Linked DNA regions of Homo sapiens: region 2 is linked to region 1. Evidence: chromatin loops called from intact Hi-C (ENCODE). Cell type or tissue: Panc1. All regions are shown on one strand. Links, peaks and the distances in the headings refer to the core of each region. The heading gives the core; the rest is flanking DNA.

What was found. A loop is a pair of places that touch in the nucleus more often than their neighbours do. Peaks named below come from ENCODE experiments on the same cell type or tissue, not always from the same donor. Only the 100,000 strongest peaks of a DNase experiment are listed, where the experiment ranks them.
Region 2: a loop joins it to region 1, with 2.0 times the contacts of the local background. A loop is called at or near these places in 7 of 110 quality-filtered maps.

The regions. Positions count from the first base shown.
Region 1 is chr6:109,701,683-109,709,682 of GRCh38, forward strand. The region is part of intron 1 of FIG4 (FIG4 phosphoinositide 5-phosphatase); the gene reads left to right. Among named protein-coding and RNA genes, the nearest start is that of FIG4, 14 kb to the left of the region's middle. In Panc1, for the core only: a CTCF peak has its summit at 3,694 (motif pointing right); a DNase peak (open chromatin) is centred at 3,709.
Region 2 is chr6:109,862,678-109,871,300 of GRCh38, forward strand. No RefSeq gene overlaps it. Among named protein-coding and RNA genes, the nearest start is that of GPR6, 110 kb to the right of the region's middle. In Panc1, for the core only: a CTCF peak has its summit at 3,523; no DNase peak of the experiment used is centred there; H3K27me3 peaks cover 320 bases.

The DNA of each region.
Region 1 (8,000 bases), core at 1-8,000:
ACCCCCATCACAGAAAGTAGAATAAAACAAGAACCACATGGTGAGGAAATGCACCTTTCTTAATTAGCCTTGATTTGTGTAATCAGTGAATGGGAGAGAGCAATATAGGGTGTAGTTGACTAAGGATTGGAAAAGGAAACCAAAGTATATAAAGTGAGAGAGAGAAACATAGCGATTATATTAATAACTGGTTTAGAGTGTGTGGTTGGAGGTGACATTCACATTTGTTTCTACAGAGGATTTGAAGCTTCCCCAGAGTAAAGCCCTGAAGGTCAAATGGATAGACTTGCAGACCTCTCTTGAGACTCACTTCCCCCTTCTGGGCGGCATTACCCAATTACTGGGATTACTGGACTAAGTGAGGAGGCAGGCTTGCAATACTGTTAGATTGGGAGAAGCAACTTCATGGTGCTCTTTACAAATAATACATTTAATCTGAAAGTTCAGGTGAAGTTTAACATGAATTGAAGCTGTCATACAACCTAAAATTTCTTTCAAGAAGGCTGATTTTCCTCCCTCAGATGAAAAGTGAGTGATTAATTAGCCTGTCATTATAAAAGAAGATAATGTTAGTAGATACTGAATTTCCTGTTAAATGGATTACCTATTGTATTCTATTTGGATTTCACATATATATTTTAGAAATACTCATCTTTATACCAAGTCACCTCTATTAAAGCTATATTGAAATTGTAAGCTTTTGCCTGAACAATGACACTTAACTTTCAGAAGAGAGCCAGCTTAGCTCATCTTCTATCTTAACAGGTATTATTTCAATGTAGCTTTTCTCTTTGGTATCCTAATTCTCCACCTGAACTCCTGCCAAATCCCAAGCCCCAGCATATCTACAAATACACAAACCTTTTCCCTAGTGGTGTTGATTCGTAGGCACCTACTTGCATGTATATATGCCTTTAGGGAGTCTGGCTGAGGCATGCCTGATCTATGGAAATCCTGTGTGCTCCAGTTACTGCTCCCTTTCCTTCCCTATTCTTGGATATTTTATTTATCTCCTTTCCCTACCATTTGAACTAGGGGCCCTTTGCTTCTTCAGACTCTGCCAATACTTGAGATGACTTTTCTGTCTTCTTTCAATCCCTAGTTCTTACTACAAATTTGTAATAAATTGAACCCTGACTTTCCCCTAGATGTAAAAATCTCTCAACACATTCACACCCCTTAAGTATTCTTCTGGGTTTCATCTTGAAGCAATGGCTTTAGTCCGGACTGGATGCTCCCAAGGCCTGCACTACAGCCGCCATTCTGGGGTTTCCCTTCACCGTTACCCTATATCATACTCTCTATGACAGTTTCCCTGTTTTCCTGGATCCCATCACTTCCTGTTTCTTGATTATGGCCTCGTTTTGGTAGAGTACTTCCTTTAATTACTTCATGAGAAAGGGTTCATAGAAGTTCATTTTTTTTTTAAGCCCATGAGTATCTAAAAATGTCCTATGCCACCCTCAGGTTTGATTGATAAAATAAATACTGAATTAAGGATTGGAATGAATTTTCCTTTAGAGTTTTGAAGGCCTTATGTCATTCTCTTCCACCTTCCAGCATTGTTGCTGAGAGCTTCTAATGTTACTCTGTTCTTGATCTTTAGTTTGAAGCTTGTTTTTTTTTCTTTTCAGAAGCTGTGCTAACTTCTTTTTGTGCTCTCTTCTTTTTATCTTCTTCTGACACTACAGAGGTATCAGGGGCTTCAAATTCCCAAGCCTTTTGGAGGTTCTATTGTGTAAATTGGATTGCTTCTTGACTTTACCATTGCCAGTTTAGGAGTCAGCTTTGTTACACATGCTTTTCAGTTTCAAATGGTTTTTATTTTTCTCCTTTATCTTCTTTGTTCCTCCTTTTGCTCTTGGGGCTTGAGCCTAAAAACAAACATAAAAAACTTTACTATGGTTTTAGTAAGATGTTTGGGAGGACCAGAGGTGTCCACTCCTCCATCTTTATCCAGGATTCTACCTGTTTTGCACCTCAGACATCTCTGTTGTGGATCTTGCCCCCTCTCTGTCCCTGAGACTGCCCACAGAAGGGCCACTCACAAGCGCCTGTCATCAGATGCTCTGTCCTTATCGACTTGACTTCTCAGCAGCATCTGATGTGACTGCTTTCTCCTTTCCCAGATGATCTTTCTTTGCTTTGACGAGTCCACCTCGTGCTGGGGTTTTCTCATTCACCAGCCATTCCTCCCAATCTTCTCAGCTGGTTCCTTCTCCGTATCCAGCCTCTAAATAATGGAGTTCCTCAGGCTAGCTTTTTTGGGCTCTCGTCACTCTCCCTACTCTCTCTAGTAGGTTTAACCCAGTCCCATGGCTTTAAATGCTGCATACATGCTGATGGCACCCACTGAGCTCTTTTACCCACTGAGTTCTCACTTGGCCTCTCTGGGCATGTTGTGAACAGAACTCTTGGTTTCCCTTCAAACCTGTTTCTTCTCCAGTCATCTCGACATCAGTAAGTGGCACCATCATCTAGCTATCTGCTTAAAGGTAATTGGATCTATTACTCTCCTTCCTGATCCCATCTACCAGTAAGTTATATATCCAAAATATATCTTCAGTTTATCTTTTTCCTCAGGCATCGAGCCTAGTGCCTGACACATATGAGGCATTTACTAGTCAGTGGTCCAATGAGTGACATCAATAGAAACACCAAGAAAATGTATGTAAAAAAATGTGGGCTTGGGGCCAGGCATGGTGGCTCATGCCTGTAATCCCAGCACTTTGGGAGGCCAAGGCAGGTGGATCATTTGAGGTCAGGAGTTCAAGACCAGCCAGGCCAACATGGCGAAACCCTGTCTCTACTAAAAATACAACAACAACAAAAAAAATTAGCCACGTGTCATGGTGCACGTCTGTAATCCCAGCTACTTGGGAGGCTGAGGGAGGAGAATTGCTTGAACCTGGGAAGCCAGGACGCAGAGGTTCTGGTGAGCCAAGATTACACCACTGCACTCCAGCCTGGGTGACAGAGTGAGACTCCATCTCAAAAAAAAAAAAAAAAAAAAAAAGTAGGCTCTTTAAAAATGGGGAAGTCATGAAAAACAAAGCCTGATGAACTATTCTAGATTAAAAGATTTAAAAAGATGTAACATAACTTTACATAAAGATAGGTAGTACATGATCCTTGATTAGATTCTGGCTTTATCAAATCCAGCTATAGAGGGTATTATAGGGAGATGGGGGGAAAATTGGAATATAAATTGTACATATATATTGTATTGATGATATTATGATTATGTGTTACGATACCTGCAACTCATTTCCAGAGGTTCAGAGGAAGAAAGCATCTATCAGGAGTGGGGGAGGGAGAAAACAAATGCAACAAAATGTTAACAGTTGGTGAGTCTAGATGAAGGGTATATGGGTGTTCGTTGTACTGTTCTGTTGTCTTTGAAGATTTTTTTAAATTAAAAATTGGGAAAAAAATCAACAGTGGAGAAAAATTTAGTGGAGGGAAACTTTAGGGAAATTTTTAATCCCCAAAATGCTGAGGTCCATTTTGAAGCATACTATTAAATGTAACAAAGGCTGAGGATATACAGTGTTGATATATTCAATAGGAAGGAAATAAGAACGAGTAGAAACAAGGCCTTTCTGGAAGTTACCTCTTAAAAAATTGGTGTGAAAGTGGATGGTCAGCTGCCCACCAGAGGGCAGTGCAGGCAGTGATTCCGCGGTCTACAGTAGGCCAGCTGAAAAGCAGGGGTTTTCTTTCCCTCATAACTGGCTCCACATGAGGTCGCTATTCTCTGCACAAAACGTTTTTAGGATTCTTAGACTGTTTGAGAAGAGAGAGAATGCGGGTAGGTATAGTGCTTCCCATTTCTTTCCCTCCACTCTGATCTATTTCCAGATTCTGTGGGTTTTAGCCTTTGGCTCCTCTGATTCATGGATTCTTTGGAAGGATCTAGATATTGGAAGTACAGATCTGCCTTCCTAAGTATGTGTTTCGAAGTCCAATAATGCATTTGCCCATGAGCATGTCAGGATTTATATCTGTTTTTAAAATCACAAACTGCCAAAGTATCATCCCATTGCAATTAATCTTTAGGTTTCGTAGGATTTATTAAAATTCTGTACAACAAACCCCTGTGACATGAGTTTACCTATGTAGCAAACCTTCACATATACCCCCAAACCTAAAATAGAAGTTAAAATTAAAAAATAAAATTCTAGGGAATTTCATTTAGGGATTTTACCTCTTTTAAACCTAGGATGTTCCTCCTTACTGAGTGGTTGACTTAAAAGAGCCATTTTTCTATGTGCTTACCCAGAAAAGCTGGGTTAGTGTAAATGTCTTAGAAAATTACCCAGCACATGAAATGATTACTCTGTGGTACATAGTTGTTCTTTCACCTAACACTTAGCTAATGCCTGAGGCACCATATTGTGCTACTAGACTAGGAAATTAAAATCCACAGAGGTTAAGGAGTTAGCCCCAGTCTCCCGAGGTGCTTATAGTAGGGGGCAGACAAGCCCCAAACAAATTTAGACAAGACTTTCAGAAGTAAGTACTACATTTAGGTAGAAACAAAAGTGCTTTGGGGAGAACAGGTGATGAGTAGGGATTGGTGCAGGTGGACATGGGTGGTTCACTGGCCTTGTCTTGGCTCAGTGCCCAAAGTCCTGCTTAGAGGTTCCTCAAGGCCAAATTCAGAATCAGGACAACACCAGCCTGCTCTGACCATCCCCAGATAAGTCAAATGCCCTTCCTGTGTTCTCATGGCATCTAGTTCATGCCTCTGTTATAGCATGCTATTCATGATTGTCAATTTGCATGCTCTTCTCTCCCGAGGACATAGACTGACTACTAACAGATTGGCGCATTTTCCCATTGTGAGTCCATTCTGGTCCTGAACATGCTTTCCTCCCTTTGGGCTACTCTCTGTTTTCCTCTGGCGTTTGTCTTTTTCCTCAAATACAATGGCATAGTCTCACTGACATCTTACAAAGTGAAGGACAGAAAAGGAACTAACACTTATTGAGTGTCTTTTTTGTGCTGACTGCTGTGGTCACTGTGTTAGGTGCTTTGTGAACGAACATTTTCTCGCTTATTCTTGTGCCTGTAACAAACATACCATCTTCTTCCCTTTTCAGTTCTTTGCAATTGCTATTTCCTCTCCTAGAAGCCATTTTTTAAGTCCTCAAGAAGGGCTCCCTTTTCTGCTAACAAGCACGTATAGTTTACAAACCATTCTTCTTAGGTGAACGCTGTTAGATTGGTTACCCCCTCTCCTCTCAGTGGTGGGTAGGGTGTCAGGGACAGGAATTAGCTGAAGCCTGGCTGAGATTCTTTGACTTCCTTTCTCTTCCTGTTTGCCTGTCTGTCTAACTGCACCCCCAGTACATCGAATCCTGTCACTGGATGTCCCAACTTAGTTTACTAATTTTTATTATAATTGCTTTATTTCTACCTCATTATAACTCATAGTGTCATCTAGACTGTACCTCTCCTAGGAGATGTGGGATTGAATTTCTTGACTAGCTTTCTTCTTGAGGTCAGGCTAACCCATCATTTTTAACAGATTGTTTTGCTCTTCATAACTTATCAGTAAATCAGGCCTTTATAAACTGATGTGTGTGTGTGTGTATATATATATATGTGTGTGTGTGTGTGTATGTGTATATATATATGTATAGGTATATATATACATATATACATACATATATACGTGTATATATATATACATATATACACATATGTATACATACATATACATATATACCTATACATATATACATATATATACATATATATACACATATATACACATATATATACTTAATAGTAAAAATTCCATGTATTTCTACAGATTTAAAGTTAAAACAGTATATCCAAGTGTTCATGTTGTAATATACAGTAAATTCTTACCTTTTAAAGTGTTACCTATTCTTGAAGGTTCAATTCTAGACCCAACTTGTCTGACATTTTTCTCATCTATAGTAAGCCACATTAATCTTTCCTGCGCTGATTTCCTATGGTCTACATGCTTCATTTTGGCCTTTAATATCGAAAGACTTGTTTGTTATTTAGTTGCTTTGTGTATCTACACCTTATATGTCCAATAGTAAATGGCACAATGTGAGTTGATTATGGCAGTGTTTTCTCAATTTTTGCAATGTTTAAAAAGTGTCACTTTTTAAAGGACTTTTTGAAGCGAAATATCTTTATTTTTGCTAATGAAGTACTTATTTTTTAGATATAATTTTAGAATAATTCATTTCATTTAGTTTTTCTTAAAAGCATTTTCATTTAAATATATTTTTCTACATTTTGATTATTCATTTTATTCTCAGTATTCTTTTTTTTTTTTTTACTTTTAAGTTTGGGATACATGTGCAGGTTTGTTACCTAGGTAAACCTGTGTCATGGGGGTTTGTTGTACAGATTATTTTGTCACCCAGGTATTAAGCCTACTACCCACTAGTTATTTTTCCTGATCCTCTCCCTCCTCCCACCCTCCAAAAGACCCCAGTGTCTGTTGCTCCCTCTGTGTGTCCATGTGTTCTCATCCCACTTGTAAGTGAGAACTTGCAGTATTTGGTTTTTTGTTTTTGCATTCGTTTGCCAAGGATAATGGCCTCCAGCTCCATCCATGTTCCTGCAAAGGACTTTTTTATGGCTGCATAGTATTCCATGGTATATATGTACCACATTTTCTTTATCCAGTCTATCACTGATGGGCATTTAGGTTGAATCCATGTCTTTGCTATTGTGAACAGTACTGCAGTGAACATACACGTGCATGTGTCTTTATAATAGAACAACTTCTCTTCCTTTGAGTGTATACCCAGTAATGGGATTGCTGGGCCGAATGATATTTCTGTCTTTAGGTCTTAGAGGAATTGCCACACTGTCTTCTACAATGGTTCAACTAATATACATTCCTGCTAACAGTGTATAAGTGTTCCTTTTTCTCTGCAACCTTTCCAGCATCTGTTGTTTTTTGACTTTTTAGTAATAGCCATTCTGACTGGTGTGAGATGGGCTTTCATTTTGGTTTTGATTTGCATTTCTCTAATAATCAGTGATGCAGAGCTTTTTTTTCATATGATTGTTGGCTGCATGTATGTCTTCTTTAGAAAAGTGTCTGTTCATGTCCTTTGCCCATTTTTTAATGATTTTTTTTCGTGTAAATTTGTTTAAGTCCCTCACAGATGGTGGATATTAGATCTCTGTCAGATGTATCGTTAGTAAAAATTTTCTCTTATTCTGTAAGTTGTCTGTTTACTCTCTTGATAGTTTATTTTGCTGTGCAGAAGCTCTTTAGTTTAATTAGATCCCATTTGTCATTTTTTGCTTCTGTTGCAATTGCTTTTGGATCTTCATCATGAAATCTTTGCCTGTGCCTATGTCCTGAATGGTATTGCCTATATTGTCTTCCAGAGTTTTTGTACTTCTGGGTTTTACATTTAAGACATTAATCCATCTTGAGTTAATTTTTGTATGTGGTGTAAGGAAGGGGTCCAGTTTCAATCTTCTGCATATGGCTAGCCAATTCTCCCAGGATCATTTATTGAATAGGGAATCCTTTCCCCATTGCTTGTTTTAGTAAGGTTTGTCAAAGACTAGATAGTTGTAGATGTGTGGCCTTATTTCTGGGTTCTCTATTCTGTTCTATTGGTCTGCGTGTCTGTTTTTGTACCAGTACCATGCTGTTTTGGTTACTTTAGCCCTGTAGTGTAGCTTGAAGTTGGGTAGCATGATGCCTCCAGCTTTGTTCTTATTGCTGAGGATTGTGTTGGCTATTTGGGCTCTTTTTTGGTTCCATATGAATTTTAAGATAGTTTTTTCTAGTTCTGTGAAAAATGTCAGTGGTAGTTTAATAGGAATAGCATCGAATCTGTAAATTGCTTTGGGCAGTATGGCCATTTTCACAATATTGATTCTTCCTATCCATGAACATGGAATGTTTTTCCATTTATTTGTGTCATCTCTGATTTCTTTGAGCAGTGGTTTGTAGTTCTTGTAGAGATCTTTCACCTCCCTAG
Region 2 (8,623 bases), core at 296-8,295, 160 kb after region 1:
TGCCTGTAATCCCAGCTACTCAAGAGGCTGAGGCAGGAGATTCACTTGAACCAGGGAGTCAGAGGTTGTAGTGAGCCAAGATCGCACCACTGCACTCCAGCCTGGTGACAGAGTGAGACTCCGTCTAAAAAAAAAAAGAAAAAGAAAACCATATTATGTAGCTGGGCATGATGGCTCATGCCTGTAATCCCAAAACTCTGGGAGACTGAAGTGGGAGGATGGTTTGAGGCTAGGAGTTCAAGACCAGCCTGAGCAACATAGCAAGACCTCCATCTCTACAAAATTAAAATTAAAAAATTAGCTGTGCTTAGTGGTGTGTTCCTGTAGTCCCAGCTACTCAAGAGGCTAAGGCAGGAGGATCACTTGAGCCCAGGAATTCAAGGCTGCAGTGAGCCATGATGGTGCCACTGAATTGTGGTTTGAGTGACAGAATGAAACCCTGACTCTTAAAAAAAAAAATTGTATTATGGCTGCCTCTGGTCAGTAGAATTGTGGGTGAATTAAAATTTTTTCTACATATTTTCCTGTAGTTTCAATTTTTTAAGCAATTTAACATGGGTTGATTTGAGATTAAAAATTATGTTAAACATTTTCTGTTTTACAAATCAGATCATTCCAGCATGGTACAGCTATTCTGGAAAGGAAAGAGCTTATGTATCTATCTCCATATAGAGCTTGAAATGCTTCAAGAATATTTTCTGTTGAGTCTATAGTTGGATGCTTAGGACTTTGATACTGAGAAATCCTGGGTACAGAGAGAATAGAATCAACTTTGAAGTTAATGTAGTGAGCTTATCTAGTTCTGCTGGGACAAAGCAGAAGAGAATGTTTTATTTGGTACAAGCCATTAATAAGAGAAAACAAAGCAAAACAACTGGAGGTAACTAGAAGGTAACACAAAAAGTTAGTGTTTGATTTTGACATCAAACGCTTCCCTGGACATTCAAGACTTTATGCAACCACTTTCCAACCCTGGCATTACTGGGAAAGAAAATTTCAAATGCTATTTTATAGCACTGGATCTGACAAAGACTCTTCCATCAAAACGTCAGTCAAGCTTCTGCAAGCCCTTTGCTTGACTAGGCCAGACTTTGGGCTTCCCTCTCTGTCCTTGTATAATAGAATCCAGTTTTTTTTTTTTTTTTTTTTTTTGAGACGGAGTCTAGCTCTGTCACCCAGGCTGGAGTGCAGTGGTGCGATCTCAGCTTACTGCAACCTCTGCCTCCTAGGTTCAAGCAATTCTTCTGCCTCAGCCTCCTGAGTAGCTGGGATTACAGACACCTGCCACCACACTCAGCTAATTTTTGTATTTTTAGTAGAGATGGGGTTTCACTGTGTTGGCCAGGCTGGTCTTGAACTCCTGACCTCATGATCGCCCTTCTCCTCAGCCTCCCAAAATGCTGGGATTACAAGCATGAGCCACCATGCCCGGCCAGAATCCAGTTTGAGCAAGAATCCTGCTAAGCCAAATTAACCAAGACCCCTACTCTGGTATCTGACCACCCTTGCCTTCAGCAATAAACTGTCAAGTCAATTTAGCCAGAAACACCTTATCCCTGACAATTCCTCATAGTAATTTTCCATCTATTGACCTCCACCCTGCTCCTTGTAATAAATCCCTACTTATCCTTTTTGGAGCCAGAGTTGAGTCCAGTCTTTTTCCCTCACTACAAGACCTGATGCCAATCACCATGGACCCCTTGCATAAAGCCTACCTTGCCATCTTTGACAAGTATCATGAATAATTTTTCTTTAACAGATCAAATGAGGTAATACTCCTTTAATTAAAAACTGTTATAATTAAAATGTCACAGCTTTTCCTGATTCTTACAATTAAAGTCTGTTAGCCTCATTCTGGGGAAAGATGATGAATTTTAATTTTTCAATGAATGATGCAGTATGTGAAGCTATGAATGTGGAAGGCAGTGACGTTAACACACAAGATCACTGCTGTCACTTTTCCTGAGGGCCTGAGCCATGAGCTGCTGCTCTTCATAGCACAGATATAGGTCAGCAGTTCTAGGACTGTGACCCAGTCCCTTAACTCCTTGCAGGAGAGGCAGGGACATACAAAAAAATAAAACTGTGGCTGGTAGATGTGGTGGAAGAGAAAAGTAAGACGGGGAGACAAAAGGGAGGGGGCAGTGGTCTTGTCGAGAGAGGCTTGGAGCTGCATGTTGTCACCCAGATCTATAGTGTCTTAGCTTTGGGCATGCTTTTAAGAGGTGGGGGCAAGAACTATATGGACAGTGAAACCCTGCCATGCATGCAAGTGAAGTCTGAAAATTTCAATTGTCCTAATGTGAGTGGATAAAACCATTTTTTCAGTCTGTATTCTCACAAAAAGCACAGAAATAAAGTGAAACTTATATACAACTGACTATACAAGGAACTCAAAGTTTCAGATGATCAAGGCTATCTCTTCCTAAGGCCTCCATGCCCACCCTTCCTAACTTTCCGTCTCCCCAGGAAGACAACATCTTCCCACCCTTTGAGGGCAGGGCTGCTCTGAGGATGGGAACCATTCACAGTGTAGCCAAATTTCTCTTATCCATGTTGGCTCCACTACTGGGTGTGTTACTGGGAGTTTACCATGGGTGTAGGGATGAACTGGGTGGAGCTCTGTTCTTCCCATTGCCTCCTCTGTCACTCTCCCAGAATCCTCTGAGGCCCTTGAGCCTTTCCGGTGGTGGCATTGTGGTTGTTTTCCGGGTTGATGGCCTTCCTCTATCCAGTCTTCTGGGCTCATGTTTGTTTTACTCATTTATTCATTAACTCATTTGTTCACCAAATGGGCACCTGTCCTGTGCAAAGCAGGTGCTATGAGCTAGAGCTACAAACAGAAATAAACACAAGCTCTTGCTGGCTCTTTGAGAATTCACCATCTTTAAAAGTACAAATACAAGGACATATCAAGCATTTAGTGTGCACCAAATGCTGCTCCAAACATTTGATATGTGATGACTCAATGGATTGTCACAACCCCCTTGAAATAAATAATGTTGTCATTCCCATTTGATGCAAGAGGAACTGAAGCCCAGAGAGGAGAAGCAACTTGCCCTACATCACACAGCTTCTAAGTAGAGGAACCAGGATTCAAACCGGACCTTCTGGCCCTTGACCGTGAGTTCTTCACCACTCTGCCCAGACTCTACTGTCTCTCACCAAACCCCAGGACAAGGTAGGGCTGCTCTGGGACATGTATAACAGAATGTGGCAAAAAGTTTTGGGAAAAGAACTTTCCCTGGGAAGTCCTTTGAAACAGCACAGAGAATGTTGACACGCAACAGCTTAATGGGTGGACAACTGGGGGCAGAGGCAGTGGTCATGTCAGGGCCCCACCTGTTCTAAGGCTGTGGGAGTACTGGGGCATCTCCAGGGAGCAGCAGCAATTGTACCTTTGGGAGAGGAGGCAGTGATGTCTTAGCGGCTTCAGTAGCTGCGGGAGGAAGGAACACCTGCAATACCAGACACCATGGGAAGGCTGCAGCGCCCCTGCGTGGCATGGGGGTGCAGGGACCTGGGCAGCCAGGGGATTATGAGCATTTGTGAGATCTACCTGTGGTCCCAAGATGTACCTGAGAGACTCCTTGGAAAGGAGCAAGGATGCCCCAAGTTGAGAGGTGGAAAAGAGCAAGAGCCCCACTATTTCTTTTCTTTTCTTTTCTTTGATTTCTTTTCTTTCTTTCTTTCTTTTTTTTTTTTTTTTGAGACAGAGTTTTGCTCTTGTTGCCCATGCTGGAGTGCAATGGCACAGTCTCGGCTCACTGCAACCTCTGCCTCCTGGGTTCAAGCGATTCTCCTGCCTCAGCCTCCCAAGTAGCTGGGATTACAGGCACACACCACCACACCCAGCTAATTTTTGTATTTTTAGTAGAGACAGGGTTTCACTATGTTGCCCAGGCTGGTCTTGAACTCCTGAGCTCAAAGTGATCTGCCCACCTCAGCCTCCCGAAGTGTTGGGATTACAGGCATGAGCCACTGTACCTGGCCAAGCCCAATTATTTCTAACTGGTCATTTTGCCCCAAGCTTAGTGAGACCTATGGAAATACAGTTTGTGTCTAGAATTTCAAGTTCCACCCTATGGAATTGTTCTGCTTTCTTCAGAGACCTGAGCACAGAAGCTTATATGAAATTAAGTGGCACCCACAGTGACAAGAGAAGAGCAAATGGCATAGAAGCAACATTGCCTCTCCTCCAGCCTGAAACCCTCAATGTCTAAATGGGGAAACTGAGCCACTGGGTGACTTCCAAATCACCAAGTCAGGACCCTCACCTCTTGCCTGTGTTCTTTCATCTGCATTTGATGCGATATATCATCAGACCACAGCCTCCTTGGGGGCAGGATAATTCCTTACCTTTCTTTGTGTCTACCTCAGCACTAACACACGCCTAGTATTTAATGTTCAAGGAAAACATGCTGAATGGATGCATGACTGGCGGTTGTTCTAGAAGAAGTACAGCCAGAGAAGTGTGTGCCTGTGGCTACTTGTTGTGGCCTGAGCTCTCATCTGTTCTCAGCCTGTGTATGTGGCAGGCAGGCATGGAACAGCAGCCACCACAGCAGTCCTCTAGCCACTGGAAAGATCTTACCTCCTAGAAAGTTCTGGTTTAGCAATTTACCTTGCACTTCCAGGAAAAAGCTTCATGAAAGAAAGGGGTTTTGGTCTCTTTTCTTGGCTGAGACTCTGACCTGACTGTTCAGAAGGCTGCTGCAGGAATGTTATCATCGGCAGACTGCTCACAAAGTCGCTGTGTTTGTCGTCCAAGGGGGTCACGTGACTGTGGGAGCACATGCATTTCCAAGTCAAGCTGTGGAAAATTTGCTAGGGAGAAATGGAAATACTCAGGCAGTTTCTTCATAATACACAACAAAAATACAGAAAGCCCCTTGGCTATATTTTTTATGGGTAGAGATTATTTCTCCACTTTTTATTTTTAACTATATCTAGTAAATCAAATCTTGCTCATGGATTTTTTTTTTTTTAACAACCCGTGAGTGCTGATAGGTGGAAGGAGAGTAACTAGGAATTTAGGAGATGTAGGTTTAACATCTCCTAAATTACCACCATTGTCACCTACTTGTGGTGTGACCTTGGGCACCACAGTGGTCCTTTGGCCACTGGAAGGATCTTACCTCCTAGAAAGTTCTGATTTAGCAATTCACCTTGCAATTCCAGGAACATGCTTCATGAAAGAAAGGGGTTTTGGTCTCTGAGCTTGGCTGAATTAGCAAATTCTTATGTGTGGCTTAGAGTTTCTTCTTCAATTTCAGTGCTTCCTTCAGATCTTTTTTCCTAAAAATTACTTGTCAGTTTAGCTTGATTCTGACCTGTTGCTGCAATATATGTCTCAGTAACCTGAAAAAAAAAAAAAAACTCTGTTTCAACCAGTGATCTTGGCTCTGCCTCCCTCTGCGGGAGCCAGATTTATTTTTGCTCACGGAGTGTTTTTCCTTCCCTCCCTGTTTAGTGGTTTATTTGCTGCCATTAAGTACACATTAAGCACAGTTTTGTGGTTTGAGTGTTTTTTTTTTTTTTTCTTATTTAGCCAATATCATTCAGTTCTGGGAAGCAAAGATGCTCATGATGTTGGTTTGAGCCCAGGAAATTCAGTGGGGGTTGGGGGGAATGTCCTAATTCATACAATTACTGTATTAACAGCCTTTCAGTAAGTTGCTATTAAAAAAAAAAAAAAAAAGTCAGCCAGGCACGGTGGCTCATGCCTGTAATCCCAGCACTTTGGGAGGCTGAGGCAGGCAGATCACCTAAGGTCAGGAGTTCAAGACCAGCCTGACCAACATGGAGAAACCCCATCTCTACTAAAAATACAAAGTTAGCCAGGGGAGGTGGTACATGCCTGTAATCCCAGCTACTTGGGAGGCTGAGGCAGGAGAATTGCTTGAACTGGGAGGCGGAGGTTGCAGTGAGCCAAGATCGCACCATTGCACTCCAGCCTGGGCAACAAGAGAGAAACTCCATCTCAAAAAAAAAAAAAAAAAAGTCACCCGGGTGCAATGGTGTACTCCTGCACTCCAGCTACTCAGGAGGCTGAGGTGGAAGGATGGCTTGAACCCAGGATTTCTGAGCTTTAGAGGGGCCAGGAATTCACAAGGTCAAGAGGATGTGTGCGCTCAGAGCCAGTGTGCTCCCCTTCTGGGCCAGGCACCAGGTATATGGGACCCAGTATTCCCTATCCCAGTAGCCCTGGGCTCACTTCTGGGCCCTGAGTGGGCCCCTTCCCCAAGGCATCCTCCCACCCTGACCCCTGTGCTGGTGCTTGTACCCCTGAGGCTAAGGGGTGGCTGATGGTGGCCATTTACAGGTGTGTGGGCATGCATGTTGGGTTGTCCACATGTGTGGGCTCTGAAAGCAAGGGTGAGATGATGCATAGGCCAGCCCTTGAAGGTCATTCAGGCATGGCACTGAGATTTTAAATTTGAACCTGGCCCTTCCACGGTGTCCTGAGATATATTTGTCAAAATAGAAAGAACATACTTTACTTGGCAGTTTATTTACTTGATTTATAACTCCTCAAAAGTTGGAGGCACGGTATGTGGCCTTCCTTTGTATTCCTTCCCCAGTTTGCAAATGTTAGGAGTGGCCCGTGAAGGTTGAGAACCCAGAAAATCTGAGACAGGTCTCAGTTACTTTAGAAAGTTTATTTTGCCAAGGTTAAGGACACATGCCTCTGACAGCCTCAGGAGGTCCTGATGACATGTACCCAAGGTGGTCAGAGCACAGTTTGGTTTTATACATTCTAGGGAGATATGAGACATCAATCAACATATGTAAAATGAACATTGGTTCGGTCCAGAAAGGCAGGACAACTCAAAGTGAAAGTGGGACAACTCAAAGCGGGGAGGGGGCTTCCAGGTCACAGGTAGGTGAGAGACAAACGGTTGCATTCTTTGAGTTTCTGATTAGCCTCTCCAAAGGAGGCAATCAGATATGCATTTATCTCAGGGAGCAGAGGGTTGACTTTGAATAGAATGGGAGGCAGGTTGGCCCTAAGTAGTTCCCAGCTTGACTTTTCCCTTTAGCTTAGTGATTTGGGGGCCCCAAAATTTATTTTTCTTTCACAAGGTTTAGAGTTCAGTGCTCAGGTGTACACAGTGCTGCATATGTAAAATACACAGCCCAGCCTGTCCTCGCATGTCAAGGGGCTTTCTGCATTTTTGTTGTGTATTATGAAGAAGGTGCCTGAGTATTTCCATTTCTCCCTAGCAGATTTTCCACTGCCTGACTTGGAAATGCATGTGCTCCCATGGTCACGTGGCCCCCTTGGATGAACACAGTGACTTTGTGAGCAGTCTGCTGATGCTGACACTCCTGCAGCAGCCTTCTGAGCAGTCAGGGGAGTATGAACAAGATATGCTTCTTTTGTGAAAAAAATTTCTAAAAGCACATGCTTCCTCGGCACTTACTCATTCTTCCTTTGAGTCCATGTAGGTGCTTATTTCACGGTATTTTGCAGAAATTTGTTTATATTCCTGTCTCCCCTCCTAGGTTCTGAGCTCTTCAAAAACGGGTACTGTGTCTTGGTTCTCTTTAGATTTCCAGCACCCAGCTCTGTGCTCCACAGACAGATAATGAGCATCATGGTGCGATATAATAAATAAGATATATATTTAGTCTTTCTCTCTGGTTGCTGGCTCAGAGCTCTTAAAACCTCCGAATTTCCTGAGTGGTAGGAATGTCTTTTGTCTGCTAGTGAGTGGACTCAAGGGGTGGGGTAGCAGCGGTTATAGCTTCAGGGTGGCGGCTGATCACCAGAAAAATCAATCACATGATTAGAGGGTTAGAATGTTCAGCTCTACACTTCACCGCCCCCATGAAGGGGAGAGGCGTTGGAGTTGAGTTCAATCACCAATGGTCAATGATTCGATCAATCATGTCTAAGTAATGAGGTTTTGATTGACACTATGAGCCTAAGGGAACATCTGGGTTGATGAACACATCCACATGCTGGGCAGGGGTGTACCCCATCACTCCCCTGATACTGTGCCCCATGAGTCTCTTCCATTTGGCTGTTCCAGAGTTTATCCTTGATAATAAACCAGTCATTGTAATTAAAGTGCTTTCCTGAGTTCTGTGAATTGTTCTAGCAGATTACCAACCCTGAAGTGGAGACATGGGAGCCCCCAAATGTGTCTCCAGGTTAGACAGAAGTGTAGGTAGCCTGGGGACCTGGGACTTGTGACTGGCGTCTGAAGTGAGGGCAGTCTTGTAGTACTGAGCCCTTAAGCTGTGGGGCCTGCACTGTTTCCGGATACTTAGTGTCAGAATTGAATTGAATTGTTTAACACCCAGTTGGTATGAGAGAATTGGTTGGTCTTGGGACACTATATTTGTTGTTGAAAAATACCACCACGTATGTACTAGACTAATAATTGAGGCAAAGCATAAAGCCTGAATTGGCTCTAACTGCAGAATTTACTCCAATTTTGTTAAATATTAAGAATTATATGGCAGTTTAACATTCCTTCTGTTGAAAGATAGGGTCCATGTCCCTTCCCTTGGATGTGAACAAGTTTATAACTGTTTTAACCAAGATTGTGTAGTGGAAGTGACACCATTTACCATCATGGGTGACAATTGGCTGGGGCCAGTGTTGCAGGTG